Regions from separate parts of the Homo sapiens genome. Here region 1 is linked to region 2. A link is a loop called in an ENCODE intact Hi-C map of the cell type or tissue named here. Cell type or tissue: heart left ventricle. All regions are shown on one strand. Each heading gives the region's core, and the rest is flanking DNA. Links, peaks and the distances in the headings are about the cores only.

The links. Peaks named below come from ENCODE experiments on the same cell type or tissue, not always from the same donor. Only the 100,000 strongest peaks of a DNase experiment are listed, where the experiment ranks them.
Region 1: a loop joins it to region 2, with 4 times the contacts of the local background. A loop is called at or near these places in 3 of 110 quality-filtered maps.

What each region holds. Positions count from the first base shown.
Region 1 is chr12:80,759,998-80,768,239 of GRCh38, forward strand. LINC01490 (long intergenic non-protein coding RNA 1490) reads left to right here and starts at 3,157. Exons shown (of 3, transcript NR_120470.1): 1 at 3,157-3,231; 2 at 6,753-6,823. In heart left ventricle, for the core only: a CTCF peak has its summit at 3,996 (motif pointing left); no DNase peak of the experiment used is centred there.
Region 2 is chr12:79,550,852-79,559,093 of GRCh38, forward strand. It overlaps the pseudogene NOP56P3. Among named protein-coding and RNA genes, the nearest start is that of PPP1R12A-AS2, 140 kb to the right of the region's middle. In heart left ventricle, for the core only: a CTCF peak has its summit at 4,871 (motif pointing right); no DNase peak of the experiment used is centred there; H3K27ac peaks cover 195 bases.

The DNA of each region.
Region 1 (8,242 bases), core at 3,040-5,539, 1.2 Mb after region 2:
TTCTATTGTTGTTTTATACATTTTTGTACCTTTATTATAGCATTTATCACATTCTACAGAGGATTGTAATTATTGCTGTTACATCTTTGTGTCTCCTACCCAATTATAACCACTTACTGGGCAAAGACAGTGTCTTTTTTATTTTTTCCCACTCGCAACTCACACACTGCTTATATCTCACTCAGTATATGTTTACTGGTCTTTTAAATTATCAGTTTTAACTTCTTCTGAGGCAATTTTTTAATAGGCTGGATCCAAACCAGTTTTCCTGAGAACTAATACAAATGTGAACTTATATTTGATGAACTAGATTGTTAGACCTTGTAGGGCAAGAAAAAAAAAAACCCTTTTCTTTCCTACACATCTTAGGCTCATTGAATGGAGTCTTGTAAATTAGACCGACGAAAGACAGATTGTCAAGAGAAAAACACACTAATTTATTTACTATAAGTTTCACATGACACAGGAGCCTTCCTAAGGAAATAAAGACCTCAAGAGACTGTTAATCTTGAATGGTTTTATGCTAGGTGTGATGAAGAGTGGAGAGTCTTGGGAAAATTTGATAGTACAAAAAGATATCATAGGAGAAAGGGCTAAGTGTAGTAAAGTGGGGGACATTTAGCAAAGTCTGTTCTTTCAGATTCCTCCTGGTAACTCTCCATCTTCAGAGATCAGGATGCTCCTTTCCTCCAGGTACAGGGAGTGCACCTCTCACATGAGAGTCTCATGACCTGCTTAAGGGGAAGAAGCTCAGAGAGTCCTTCCTGCACCTGCTGTTTCTCAAATTCCTTCTGTTTGAAATCGTCAATATGCCAAGGCAGCATACTCTGGGGTAGTGCTTTCTGAATCCTTTTAACCCTGAAGCATGGGAAAACTACTGACTTACCTCGAAGCGACATTCAAAGAATTTGCCATTTTCTTGTCTACCTATTTATTGTTTCATATTATTCTTATTGTTATTGTTCTGGCCCAGTTATACTCAACGGGTGATATGAGGGTTGTGTTTCACCATCTACTCCTGGTATTTGAAGAGTAACTTCTAGACAAGAAATTGTGATAGAACCGAGGCTTGCATTTTGTCAATCTTATATTAAAGGGGAAAACAAGTAAGAACAGTGCTCAATAAATCATCTTCAATGTTTCTCAGATCCGCTCTACACATTACTCTTTCCTCCTTCCCACCCATTCAATTATTCAGCAAATATTTATTGAGTTTTTTAGGAAGTGGGGGCACACCGATGAATAAAACAGATTAAAATCTCTGCCTTTGTAAAGTTTTTAATTCAGAAGAGGGAAACAATGAAAAATAAGCAGCACAGAAGAGAGAAAGAGAAGGGCTAGTGCAGGGGGCAGATACAGACACAGATATGCATGTTGGAAGCTAATAAATACTGACGAACAAAGGAAAATATTAAATAAAGTAGATAGAGTAGGCCATACTGTGAAAACAAGATCCCAACGAAGTGTTGAAGGATCTGCAGGAATTAGCCCAGCAGTTGTCTCGAAGAAAGTATCCTAAGCAGAGAGAAGGCTAGCTCAAATGTCCTAAGGTAGACATACCCAATGTTCCTGAGAAACAGCTCAGGGGCCAATGTGGTTGGAGGGGAGTGAGCTAAGCGGGGCTAGTAGGACATGTGGCAGAGGAGTAAGAGAGAGATAGATCACAAAAAGCCTTGAAGGCTCTTAAAAGAATCTGTTTTTACTCTAAAGGGTCATTACAGGGTTCTAAGCAGAGGAGTGACACAGTCTGACTTATGCTTTTATTAAAGGAGTTGCTTTAAAGACAGCAACTCCTTTTGGAGACCAACTGCTGTGTTGAGGATAGATTGGGGCAGGGCAGGGGCCAGGTGGGGGCTGGGGGACCTGGAATCGGGAAGACCAGCAGGAAGTTATCATGGTGATTCAGGTGGGAGATGATGGCCAGGACTGAAATGACAGCAATGGAAGCAGTGCAAAGGGCGCAGCTACTGTTTATACCTTGAAGGTTGAGTCAACAGAATTTCCTAACAGACTGGATGTGAGTGTGAGAGAACGCGTGAAGTAGGGGAATCACTCCACTAAGTATTGCTTAAACAAGGGGCAGGGTGGAGCAGCCACAAATTAAGATGCGGGTACTCCCTGAATGTGGGGGCAGGGTGGTCAGGAGTTCAGTTTTGAGTGTACTGGGTTTGACATGTGTATTCATCATCTGAGATTGTACCTTCATACTTCTTAGTTGAGAAGGAGCTTAGAGACCACAGTAAATATGGTATCTGTCTGCCTAATCAATATTCTTTCTTTACAAATTAAGAAGTTCATTTGTAAAAACAATTCAATGAATTGCACAAGGCTACGCAGCATAACAATTGTCATGCACAGTTGTTCTTTTAAAGTACTGTCTGGGCAATAAATCATAGCCAAGTTCAGAATCCTCTGGCCTGTTTAAGTGAAAACCTTCCAGGGCTAATAATTCCAGTCACTAAAGAAGGGGCTTTAAAAAAAAAAAACTCCCTTGTGCCAGTGCACGGTGTCTCACAACTGTAATCCCAGCACTTTGGGAGGCCAAGGTGGGCTGATCACTTGAGGTCAGGAGTTCGAGACCATCCTGGACAACATGGTGAAACCCTGTCTCTACTAAAAATACAAAAAATTGCCAGGTATGGTAGCTCATGCCTGTAATCCCAGCTACTGGGGAGGCTGAGGCAGGAGAATCGCTGGAAGCCAGGAGGTGAAGGTTGCAGTGAGCCAAGATAGTACCACTCTACTCCAGCCTAGGCGACAGAGTGAGACTCTGTTTCAAAAATAATAATTATTATAATTATTTTAAAAAATGAAAAAATTACAAACCTCCCTTGTAAAGAAGACATACAACTAACATTCATTAAGAGATTATATCATTCCGGACACACTCTCTCACTTAAGGGTCACAACAGCCCTATGAGTTAGGTTCCATAACTATTTTCCCCATTTTACAAAAGAGGTAAAGAAATTATAGAGACGTTAAGTGATTTGTTAATTAAGTAGTAAAGCTGAGATTTAAACCCCGCATTCTGAGCCTAAAGTTCTGCACTAGACCTTTACCCTTTCACTGTAGTATTCAAGCTCTATAAAAATGCAGTCAGTGCTTGGAAGGGCAACTTTGAAAGCTGGTCATTATGTCACAATTGTGTTTGTGACAACAGGTGTTAAGAGGAAGAGAGGAGCAAGCATATATATATGGCACTCCAGGAAGATGAAGGTGGGATTATAGAAGTAAGAGTTAAAAACTGGGGAATGGAGGTTACTAACACCCAGATTTCAAAGATGAATTTTCTAACTTAAATTTACTGAAGACTCTATCCTCTGGGGAAGGCGTGTTTAAATAAAACCAAGGAAGGTTTTTTATAACATGAAGTGATTCCTTTAAATGAAATTGAGTATATAACATGCTGGTATTGTTCATTAAGAATAATTTGCTTAAAATTGCCTACAATCAAGAATTTTATGCAACCATTGTATTGATTTTATAATTGACAGACTGGTGTTTACTTTAAAATGTGCCAATGAGTAAACTGAGTCTTTATTGACATTTATACACACTAAATTAAACTGAAAACCAACTTCTTTTTTTCAGCTTGCTTTGCTGTGACTAAAGAGAACTTGTAAGGAAGCCTGTGTCCATAGATTGTCATGGTAGCTCGCAACCTTTACTTTCTTTACGTGTGTCAAGTAATTCCAGGGAGTAGACGGTAAATTGGCACATCTTTCCATTAAGTAGGACTTGTTTGCCTTCAAAGAGGGGAGACATTGCCTCCTCCAAGTGATAGAGGGATGAGAAAACCTTTAAATATAGTCAGATGGAAAATGGTTGAAATGTTTTGTTTTAACATATGCCTTCTGGTATTTTTTATTTTCAAAATAAAAAATGCGTTTTTCATTTCATTTATGGTAATTAACACACTTCATTTGTTTTCCTTTTGTGGTTTTTGACTTTTTCATTTGATTGAAGAGCCTTTCTTTCAAGGCATTTGTCTGCTCCCTGGTGGTCAGATAAAAATTTGCAACTTCAAGTGTTCAAACGGTTTTTTTTTTCCCCAACCTTAAAAAAAAAAAATCCTTCAAATTGGCATTCAGAAGTGTGTTACCTCACATTTTATCAGCAGATGGATCCCGCATTAAGTTATTGTTTCCTTAATCCAACTGAGGTTCCAAATGTTCCTTTTATTATAACGTATACAGGGAAATTTCAATATGCTTACTTTCTAGTGTATGCAGCTGTAGTCTGGGAGGTCTGATGTTAGGGAAAAAGAAGGAGGAAAGCAAGATTAAAAATCATTCCTGGAAATGCAAGAGAAAATGTGCTGGAGTGGTAAGACCAAAGTTTTCTTCTTCCTTTTTTTTTTTTCTGCTCTTCACACACACACAGACACCCCACAAGGAAAAAGATAGGTTTGCCTAGAAAACTACTGCTTCAGTTTCTCCTCTCTACTTTTCCTCTCCTGCAAGTTAAGTAAATCTCCAAGCCCATGAAAAATGTATGGACGCCTGGTCTGGTGTGTATATCCCAGTACTTTGTGAGGCCTACGCAGGAGGATTGCCTGAGTCTAGGAGTTCAAGACAAGCCTGGGCAACATAGTGAGACCCTGTTTCTAAAAAAAAAAAAAAAAAAAAAAATTTAAAAATTAGCCAGGTGTAGTGGCCCGTGCCTGTATACCCAGTTACTGGAGAGGCTGTAATTGTGTGGTGAAGAAAGTGTTAATTAATTTGATTGTGGTAATTATTATACAATGTATGTGTATCTCAAATTATCATGTTGTATACATTAATATAATTTTCATTTGTCAATTATACCTTAATAAAGCTGAGGAGGAAAAATTTTAATGTAATCCTGTCAAGACCATTTTCCACTATGACTGGCTTTCCTTCATACTTTCCCTTAGAATGGCCTTGGGCATTACGACTTTGAAACAAGGGGAAGTTGTGTTGAAGATATTCCATTTTAATTGTAATTTAGAAAAACAGTTTGGAAAATTTCAATAAAACGATAGAGAAATTATAGATTCTTGATGTAGATACATGTGAAGGATATTCTTTTGCCATTTTAAAATGTATTTACTATATAACCAAAAGAATTCAAATTAATGAAATATGAAAAGAAAAACCACAAGAATAAATAATACAATCAATAGAAATTACTCTGATATCAAGAAGTAAATTATAACAACCACAATGAAATCACATCATATCCAAAAGAATAACTCATTAAAAGGAAAAGATAAGTTTGAATGGGAGTAATGAGTAAGTGCTTGGATTGACAATGAAATCAAAAGGAAGAGTTCCATACAGACAAAGTGGAAATAATGTAAATATCTTGCCGATTTAACAAGAAATACTGGCTGAAGAAAATGTAAAAACTCATAATACATCCCAACTACAGTGAGAACATCAATAGCAAAGTGTTTAAAAAATATTATCAATTCCAAGATAATTCATGGAATTCTCTTAAATTGATAATATTGTGCAAAAATTGCCCTCAGAACCTATGACTCATATGAACAGAACTTAATATGCTAGGCATGGTGGCTCACACCTGTAATCCCAGCACTTTGGGATGCCAAGGCAGGCAGGTCCTTTGAGCCCAGGAGTTTGAGACCAGCCTGGACAACATGGTGAAACCCTGTTTGTACAAAAAATACAAAAATTAGCGGGGCATTGTGGTGCATGCCTGTAGTCCCAGCTACTTGGGATGAGGGCCTGAGGTAGGAGCATCGCTTGAGCTTGGGAGATCAAGGCTGCACTGAGCTGTTATCGTGTCACTGCACTCCAGCCTGGACAACAGAGTGGGACTCTGTCTCAAAAACAAACAAACAAAAACTTGACAGAGAGTTTCCCAAATTATCCGCAATCCTAAAAATTTAATTTGACATCCCAAACAATAAGTAACGAAATTATAATAAATTATTCTAAACTACCAAATTAAAAAAATTTTTTTGATCAATCTAGAGGAAAGACTGAATTATCTTTCTATTCTCTCCATGGAAAATATTATAAAATCAATGTCATATCAAGAGGCAATTCAGAGTATACAGCAAAAATACATATGTTAGAAAAAAGTATTATGGTGTTTTTAAGGTTGTTAATAAGTGCAATTGTGCAGTATTTCTGGATTTTTGTATTTGTCAACTTCTGAAAATTTTGAATTTCTTGTGATTTCTTTTCTCATTCTAAATAAATACATTTGCATCTTCGTAAATTTTCTTAAAAACCTTATTTTCTGCCTCTCTCCAGATAAGCTTCGTGCCCCCCAAAACAAAAGTTTATTCCTATACACACCTCCACTGTAACTCTTAGCAATTGTGGGTCCCTTCTCAATACTTACAAAGTGTGGTCACAGACATACACATTCATGCACACACACTGCCAATTGTGATTCAATCTCATCTAAGAATAAAGGCTGTGTAATGGCTTTGCATTTGATTAACTAAAAGGCCACCCTCTTAACATTCCATCTCCAGAATGAATTATGTCTGTATCTCTAATGTAGCAGACCTGCTTACACCTTTTAAACTTGCTACTCTTCAAGTCTTTACCACAACCATGCTGGAAAGGAAAATAAAAAAAACAAAATCTAAACAACCTAATAGCCTCAGTTTCATCTAAGACCCCTCTCCTCAGTTTTCATTCAATTTACAGTGCTTCCTGGGCTGCTCTGAAATGGGATGTTAGTATTTCTCAAGATGCAATTATTTCTTGTTAAAATAATAACAATCATCATCATCATCATCATCATCTAGGTGCTGTTAGTACCAGGGACACTGGACAAGAAAGATAAGCAAGCCACTGCTGTCTGATTCCTACATAGCAGGTTTGTATTTTGTGACAAAGGTAGCATGTATTATTTTCTGTGCCCAGAAATTTCTAATAGGAATATGTATTATAATGACATCTTTCATACTGTGATGTTGAAACCATCTCCACAAAGTTCACAAGAATTGCATGTTGAGTTCTGGACAGAAATATAGTTATAATTAAGCATTAATCAGGCTGCACTCTGGCCCACTTCCTTGTTGTTAAAACTCATGTAGCACTAGATACTGGCCATTTGCATGCTCATTGTTCCATAGATAGAATTTCTGACATTAGGGTCATAGGCTGTTTAAGAATCGATTTGCATGCCCACTGCTCCCATAGGGAGGATGTCTGACATGAGTGTCATAGACTATTTAAGAAATAATTTGCATCCCCGTTGTTCCTACAGACAGGATCTCTGTCATTAGAATCATAAGGCTTTTGTTTAAGGCTTTTGTTAAATTTTGTAAAATTTCTCATTTCTTGTGATTTCTATTCTCATTCTAAATAAATACATTTATATCTTTGCAATTTTTCTTTAAGACCTTACTTCTGCTTCACTCAAGATTGTTTTTCAGACCCCTAATTCCAGCAGCCAGTTTGAAGACCCCCACAGAAGAGTGAGATCAGCAGAATACACCTCATTCATCTCCCTATTCCATGACTTCACTGTGCACTCTGGGACCAATCAACAATCTCCACACTTCAGTTCACTCCAAAACCCTTAAAAATTTTATCCTCAAATTCTTCAGGGAGATGGATTTGAGGCTTCTTCCCATCTCCTTGTTCAGTGACCCTACAATTGAATCTCTTTCTCTGCGCCAGCTCAGCATCTTGGTGTATTGACTTGCTGTATGCATCAGGCAATAAGCCTATTACAGCTACGGTAGTCTATCCAATATGAAACAAGAAATGAAATTCTGTTAATGCCATGTTGAGTATTATCCTGGCTCTAAAAGTATATTTGAAATGAGAATTGTAAATCCAAAAGCTTGTTTAAGTACAATAGGCAAATTTTACTGGAACATATAAATATGATGGGCCTCTATTTATTGGCCTATCCAGTTTCTTCAAAAGGCTGGAAAAAGTAAACCTTTCCCTTACAGTTTTGTATGCTTCTCTAGGTTCTAAATTAGGTATTTATCTAAATAGTATAGAATTCGTGTTTGTAATTCAGGAGGTAAAAAAGAGTATTAAAGGGACTTGATTTAGTTTTAGACCCAGGAAACACTGCAAGCACTTTGATGTGCTGGATGTCCTGCAGTTGGTGGCTTGTGTTGATACTGGCAATGAACCATACTACTGACTAGTTTTTCTTGTACAGGCAATGAGAAAGATTAGCATATTGGCTTAATCAATTTTTAATGAAGGAGATATATACTAATGACCAAATATTTGATACTGCTGTTACAGAAGAGCAAAATTTAAATTTTCA
Region 2 (8,242 bases), core at 3,462-5,961:
CACTCTGGTGAACAGTGCTGTGGACTGGCAGCCAGAATATCTTTTCCAATTCTAGCCCCTATATTTCCTGGATTTATAGAAGCAAAGCAACTAGGAAAGCTGTAGGTCTTCTCACCCATTTTGTAGATATTTGTTGAGTACCCAATGTTTTAGGCACTGGAGTACAATAATAAACCAGATCTAGCACAGTCCTTGCCTTCACAGTTCAGAGTCATGAAGGAAACAAACCAGTAAAAAGGCAATTGTAACGTCATACCCATTAGCATGGCCATGATAAAAGAGAGAGAGAGAGGAGGAAAAAAAGGAAAGAAAGAAGTGTTGGTGAGGACACTAAACAATCAGAACCCTCATACAGTGTTGGTGTCAATGTAAAATGATGCGGCTACTCTAGAAAAGTCCTCCAAAAGCTCAATACAGAATCAGAATAACCATACAATGTAGCAGTGTCACTGCTAGGTACATACTCAAGACCATTGAAAACATGGCCATACAAAAACTTGTACACAAATGTTAATAGAAGCATTATTTATTAATACTCAAAAAGTGGAAACAATCCAAATGTCCATCAGCTGACGAATGGATATACAAAATGTGGTACATACATACAATGGAATATTTCAACCATAAAATGAAATGAAGTACTGATACATAATACAACATGGATGAACCTTAGAAACATATTTAGTGCAAGAAGACAGACACAAAGGGACAAATATGGTATGATTCTATTCACATAAAATGTCCAGACTAGGGAAATAAATAGAGATAAAAAGTAGATTAATAATTGTCAGGGGATTGGGGGAAGGGGAAACACGGAGTGGCTGTCAATGGGTGTGTATGTGGGTTCTTTTAGGAGTGATGAAAATGTTCTCAAATTATATAGTGATTGCATAACCTTGTAAATATATTAAAAACCACTGAATTGTACAATTTAAAAGAGTGACTTTTATGTTATGTAAATTATATCAATAAGACAAGGTAATTATAATACAATAAGATGATGGCCATATTAGAGCGTGCTAGTCTACATGTGTGGGGGTAGTGTTGGAGAAGAGGTTCAGAAAAGCTTTCTGAAAAAAATGACTTTTAAGCAGTGATCACAGAAGACAAGTAGGAGTAAGAAGGAAAAGGAGGAAGAATGGATCAATGTTAAAGGAACAGCAGAATATGCCCACGGCAGAGGGGAGAGAGCACATGGTACATTTGGAGGAATAGTGGTCCTGCTGGGCTGAAACATGGTGTTCACAGTGGAGAGAAGTAAGGCTAGGGATAGAAGGAGCAAACCAACCATGCTAAAGAATTTCTACTTTATCCTAATTATAACAGGAAACCCTTGAAAGAGCTAAAGCACAGGAATGACAAGATCTGGTCTGTTCTTCGGAAAGGTTGTTCTAAGTGCAACGCGAAGAACAGACTGGAGGTAAAGCAAGCATAGGGGCCAAGAGATTGGTTAGGAGGTTATTGCACTAACGCAAGTCTGAACTGACCAAATAGGGAAAATTGGAAGGTACCGGGGAAGTTCTTCCAAGCTCCCTGTAATGCTCTGCCAACTATAACAGTACTAGGCTCTGCCAGGAAGCAAGATGTGGTTTTAGTAAGGAGGTGGTGCCAATGCTAAGGCTGCTAGCGAGTCTTCCAGCAGACTCTACTCCTGCTTTTGGCCCAAACTTTATACTCAATCTCTAGACTTGGGCTCCCTTTTCCCTCCACAATGAACATAAAGATCCTCACCATGTGCAACAGAGAGATAGTCTACTGTAAGAGTATGGATTTGAGTCAGAAGCACCTAAGTTCAAATTCCTGCCCTGCCATTTCCAAGCTTATGTGATAAGATATACTTAACCTCTGATCTCAGTTTTTTGAATGTGAAATTAGGAAGATAGTAACATATCTCAGTTTTGTGCTAAGGATTATATGTGATTACAGATGTAAAAAAGCCTTGCACCAGGCCTGCCCTTTAGTAGGTGCTCAATAAATGTAGTCTCTGTACTCTTTGCATCACAATCCTATAGTTACAATTGTGTTCCTAATTGGTGGGTTCTTGGTCTCGCTGACTTCAAGAATGAAGCCGCGGACCCTCGTGGTAAGTGTTACAGTTCTTAAAGATGGCGTGTCCGGAGTTTGTTCCTTCTGATGTTCGGACATGTCTGGAGTTTCTTCCTTCTGGTGGGTTCGTGGTCTCGCTGGCTTCAGGAGTGAAGCTGCAGACCTTCACGGTGAGTGTTACAGCTCTTAAGGCGGTCCGTCTAGAGTTGTTCGTTCCTCTCGTTTGGAGTTGTTCATTCCTCCCGGTGCGTTCATCGTCTTGCTGGCCTCCTGCAGACCTTCACGGTGAGTGTTAGAGCTCATAACGGCAGTGCAGACCCAAAGAGTGAGCAGCAACAAGATTTATTGCCAAGAGCAAAAGAACAAAACTTCCACAGTGTGGAAAGGGTCCGGACTGAGTTGCCCCTGCTGGCTGGGGCAGCCAGCTTTTATTGCCTTATTTGGCCCCACCCACATCCTGCTGATTGGTCCATTTTACAGAGAGCTGATTGGTCTGTTTTGACAGGGTGCTGATTGGTGCGTTTACAATCCCTGAGCCAGACAGAGTGCTGATTGGTGTATTTACAATCCTCTAGCTAGATGTAAAAGTTCTCCAAGTTCCCACTAGATTAGCTAGACACAGATCACTGATTGGTGCATTTACAAACCTTGAGCTAGACACAGGGTGCTGACTGGTGCGTTTACAATCCCTGAGCTAGACACAGAGTGCTGACTGGTGCATTTACAATACTCTAGCTCGACATATAAGTTCTCCAAGTCCCCACCAGATTAGCTAGATACAGAGTGCTGATTGGTGCATCCACAAACCTTGAGCTAGACACAGGGTGCTGATTGGTGTATTTACAAACCTTGAGCCAGACACAAAGTGCTGATTGGTGCATTTACAATCCTCAAGCTAGACCTAAAAGTTCTCCAAGTCCCCACCAGATTAGCTAGGTACAGAGTGCTGATTGGTGCATCCATGAACCCCGAGCTAGACACAGAGTGCTGATTGGTGCATATACAATCCTCCAGCTAGACATAAAAGTTCTCCAAGTCCCCATCCGACTCAGGAGCCCAGCTGGCTTCGCCTAGTGGATCCTGCACCAGGGCCACAGGTGGAGATGCCTGCCAGTCCCGCGCCACACACCTGCACTCCTCAGCCCTTGGGCAGTCAATGGGACGGGGCGCTGTGGAGCAGGGAGTGGCACCCATTGGGGAGGCTCAGGCCAGGGACTCGGGCATGGCAGGCTGCAGGTCCTGAGCCCTGCCCCACAGGGAGGCAGCTGAGGCCCAGCAAGAATTTGAGCATGGCACGGGCAGGCTGGCAGTGCTGGGGGAGCCGGTGACCCCTCTGCAGCTGCTGGCCTGGTTGCTAAGCCCCTCATTGCTCAGGGCCAGCGGTGCTGCCCGCCGCTCCCAGTGCGGGGCCCACTGAGCCTGCACCCACCCAGAACTCACGTTGGCCTGTGAGCGCCACGTGCAGCCCCGGTTCCTGCCTGGGCCTCTCCCTCCACACCTCCCTGCAAGCAGAGGGAGCCGGCTCCGGCCTCAGCCAGCCCAGAGAGGGGCTTCCACAGTGCAGCGATGGGCTGAAGGGCTCCTCAAGTGTGGCCAGAGCGGACACCGAGGCTGAGGAGGTGCTGAGAGCAAGGGAGGGCTGCTAGCACGTTGTCACCTCTCACAATCATAATTCTTCAATGCAAGCATGACACCAAAGGGTGAGGCCTGCTACTGTCAAAATTTTAGTGAGCTAGGAGGACTATTCCATATTTTCCTAGAAATAGGTATTTGCTAGTTGACAAACATAAGTTATTTGTATCCATGGTTCCTTAAAATACCATTTCAAAGCCAAATGTATTTAGGGCTGGGCGCAGTGGCTCATGCCTGTAATCCCAGCACTTTGGGAGGCCAAGGCAGGTGGATCACCTGAGGTCAGGAGTTTGAGACCAGCCTGGTCAACAAGGTGAAACCCTGTCTCTACTAAAAATACAAAAATTAGCCAGGCATGGTGGCAGGTGACTGTAACCCCAACTACTCAGGAGGCTGAAGCAGGAAAACTGCTCAAACCCGGGAGGCGGGGATTGCAGTGAGCCAAGATCACGCCATTGTACTCCAGCCTGGGTGACAAGGGTGAAACGCTGTCTCAAAAACAAACAAACAAACAAAACCAAAAAGTTAGACTTATTTAAATTAATTCCTAAAAGGAAAGATCTGAGAGCTCCTCAGACAAGTCATCAAATCAGGCTTGTTTATGCTCAAGCAGGAAGGCCAAAGTTCCAGGTAAAGGCTCTCCTTTCTAGAATCAGCATAACTGCAAGGCAGCAGACCATATAAATAGTTTGATGCTCTGAACAAATGGAATGTTGTCTGGAATGATAATGTGGAAAGAGTTCATGTTAACACAGCAGGCCATTTAATGTAAAGAAACATGTTTTAAAAGCTACCTAGAGCTTTCTAGGTACAAGTGTTTTGTTCAGGTTTTTATGCAGACAGAAACAGTTTAAAAACAGGCAAGGATCGAAGGTATCAAAATGTGTTTTAAAACCTATCTGAAGGAGTTGATTACTATCAGCGCTAAAACCCAGTCTTTAGTCTCCTCCTTAACCAGGATGCAGTTCCTAGAGATAAAATATAATGTTAACACTGATCTAATATAGTAAACAATCGTCAGAACTTTGGAAAGATTTCTCTCTCTCTCTCTACACACACACACATTTTATATCTTTCATGTATCCCTCTCCCCCTCCTCCCATACTATGAAGTAATATTTAACCCCAAAGAAATAACCTTGTTAAGTTTGTTTCCTTCTTTGCTAATCACTGCAGTGGATTTCAGAAAGCACAAGGTGGCAGAAGCACACTAAAAATCCAACTGGAATAAAGGCTACAGCAATTTGAACATCATAAAAATGGCAGCAACTCTATTTTTAAAAATAAATGAGTACTTTTTCATCATAACAAACATGCTCAATAAAATTTTGAAAATATGACAGGTAGAAAAAGGAAAGGGGATTGTATTACTGAGACATATGGACAAATGTTTAATTCTTCCTACTACAATTATTAGTTGTGATTTTATCAGATATGCAACTTTATATCCTCCCTTTTAAACTCTAACAATGGGAGCACTTTCAAATCTGCTTTAGTCAAACATCTCTGTTTCAAAAAATATTTAAGGCATCTGCATGTGTCCATGTTTTTATAAACATTTTCAAAAGATCACTGATTAGAACATGGCTAATTTTATCTAGCCATTTTCCCATTAGCAATGATTGTTTTAAGTTAAACATTATCAATGACACCTGAGCCAGTAAATTTACATTTTAAGATCTCATTTCAAAAATCAAACAGGCTGGGGGCGGTGGCTCATGCCTATAATCCCAGTACTTTGGGAGGCCAAGGCAGGCGGTCACCAGAGGTCAGGAGTTCGACACCAGCCTGACCAACATGGAGAAACCCCGTCTCTACTAAAAATACAAAAATTAGCCAGGTGTAGTGGTGGGCACCTGTAATCCCAACTACTCAGGAGGCTGAGGCAGGAGAATCACTTGAATTCGGGAGGCGGAGGTTGCAATGAGCCGAGATCACGCCATTGCACTCCAGCCTGGGTGACAGCGAGACTCTGTCTCAAAAAACAAAAAACAAATAAAAACAGCCATCTGAGAAAATCAGACATGAACAAATGAAATAACATTTTATTCCAAAACAGAATCAAATGATGCTATCCTGTTTACTTTTTGCACTGGCCTGTGGGTACTTGGACCTTTCTTATTTTACAAACCTATATCTACAGTGTGTGTTTAGAAAATCATTTTATATGTCGAAAATATAACAAAATAATTTTAAAAATACTTAAGTATTGTGGTAGCAGTCAAAAGTTATTTATACTTTTAAAAGATTGCTACCAACTAGATTTGCCCCTGGAAAAATAACCAAAGCCATAATTCATTTGCTACTTTGGAATCAACCTGAATGCCAAAAACAACTGTATAAAATCATTTGGTCTAGTCATCTGCTTTAGACAGGTGAAAAGCCATTATTATTCCCCTCTATTATGGGCTCAGGAAAATAAAGCCAACATCAATGGAAGATGGTGCTCAGAACCCTGTCAAGTATGGGGAAAATTCTGTATCTCCGGATGTCTTTTGACCTTAATTCAGACCTTTAATCCACAGGTCAAAATATGTAAAATTAGAAATAATGTAATGACTTTTCCCCCTTTTAACTGAAACTCAGTTTTCTCTATTAAATGAGCAAAACAATGACTTCCATGAGAGAGGAAATTCAATTGTCAGGAACAAATGTTATTACATTCCAGCACCTTCTGAATGTTTAGTCTTGAGTCTTTCTTTTGTAAGCACTAACTAAGCAATCACAGGGAATTCTCTTCAAGAAGGATTCTCATTCATGATTTTCTCCAGGCCCCAGTGAGAACTCTAAATTAAAGGGCTCTCACTCTTTATGGCTTCACTTGCTTCTTCCTTCCCCAGTAGCTTTGAAGAAATTTCCCTTTTTATTCAAATGTGCTCACCCAGGTCAGAGAGGAGATTTCCTGAACTCTGAACACCAAGGTTAAATCTTCCATGGTCTAACACCTTGCAAGCTGCAAATAACTGAAGAGGGGAAAAAAGATCACCTTAAAGAAATTATTAGTATAGAACCTTTCTGCACTTTCTCAACATTTCTTCTACTTAGGCCTGCATGAGAAATTCAAGACCAAGTCTGGATAATTCAACTATAAACTCAGCATCAGAATGTTTTTTGCCTGCCTATTTGCTAAGGTTTCCAAAAACTGGGCTTATCCATTTCCAGAGCCCTGGAAAAAATTTGAAAACATGAACTATATTAATAATAATGTGCCTTCTCTATAGAGCATCCACATTTTAAAAGCCTAGAGATCCTGGCTTGGGAAAGCTAGAAAAGTAAATACCAACTATGATGACTGGAGAAACTAATTTAAATTCCTCTGCTGAATCTTGTCCCCAGGCTTCCAATAAAAATAAGTTAGGTTTTGGCCCTGAACTATTCCTTACAAAAATTGCTTATCATTATACAAGAATAGTTTCCCTATTTTCTGTTTATTTGTTTTTCCTCTAGTTCTATTCTTTCCCACATAGATTAAACCAAAATAAGATTAGCCAAACCTAATTTGATTCTAATCCAAGCCACACACCCTATGTATTCCATTACAAATCAAGTTTAATTTACTGACTTCCTTGGGTCCCAACTGAATGACCTACTGGAAGCTACGAAAGGGGTCACAGAGTAAGACTGCAGGCCAAAAAAAGAATGTGAAAAACACATGCAAGCCTGGAAACAAATTCACCCAAAGACATAACTTGCTTAAGATGTTTCTTGTGGAATTTGAATGCTAAAAGATCAAGTCTCCTAACAGGAAAAGCAGCCAACAGAGAAGCAGATGCATTCACATTCACTCATCATTCGTTCGCTCATTCATTCATTCAACAATTATACATAGACCTCTCATAGTCATGAGTTTTAACAACAGCAGAAACTTCAGGAGAGTATTTGCTTTCTGGTGCTCAGTTCTGCACTGAAGCCAGTCTCCCATTACCACAGGATTTTTTCTGTATGTTGTAAAATCTGTGAACATAAACTTTAGTTTTTATCTGCTTTTATTTTTTGGTAATTTGGAAGCTGAATTTAAAACATCCCCTTTAATTTTGGCAACGAGTAGCTTTTAGATTCTTTTAATCCAAGGGATTTTAGACCTTCTGAAGTCAAGGTTTACTTCTAAAGAATAAAGAATTTTGTTTGCTAACAATGTGAAAGAGCTAATATAATAGCTACATATGGTCTTATACCAGTGATAAGTCACTAATGTTGTTACAGCTTATGTGACAAACGTTCACAATGTTTTTGGTCCTCAAAATCACCCTGACAGCAGTAGTACTCCAGAGAGGTGTGAGGAGACGAGTGAAAAACCCAAAAAGAAGAAAAAGCAAAAGCCCCAGGAGGTTCCTCAGGAGAAAACAGAAGACCCATCTATCTCTTTCTCCAAACCCAAGAAAAAGAAATCTTTTTCCAAGGAGGAGTTGATGAGTAGTGATCTTGAAGAGACTGCTGGCAGCACCAGTCTTCTCAAGAGGAAGAAGTCTTCACCCAAGACGGAAACAGTTAATGACCCCGAAGAGGCAGGCAACAGAAGTGTCTCCAAGAAAAAGACGAAATTCTCCAAAGAGGAGCCTGTCAGC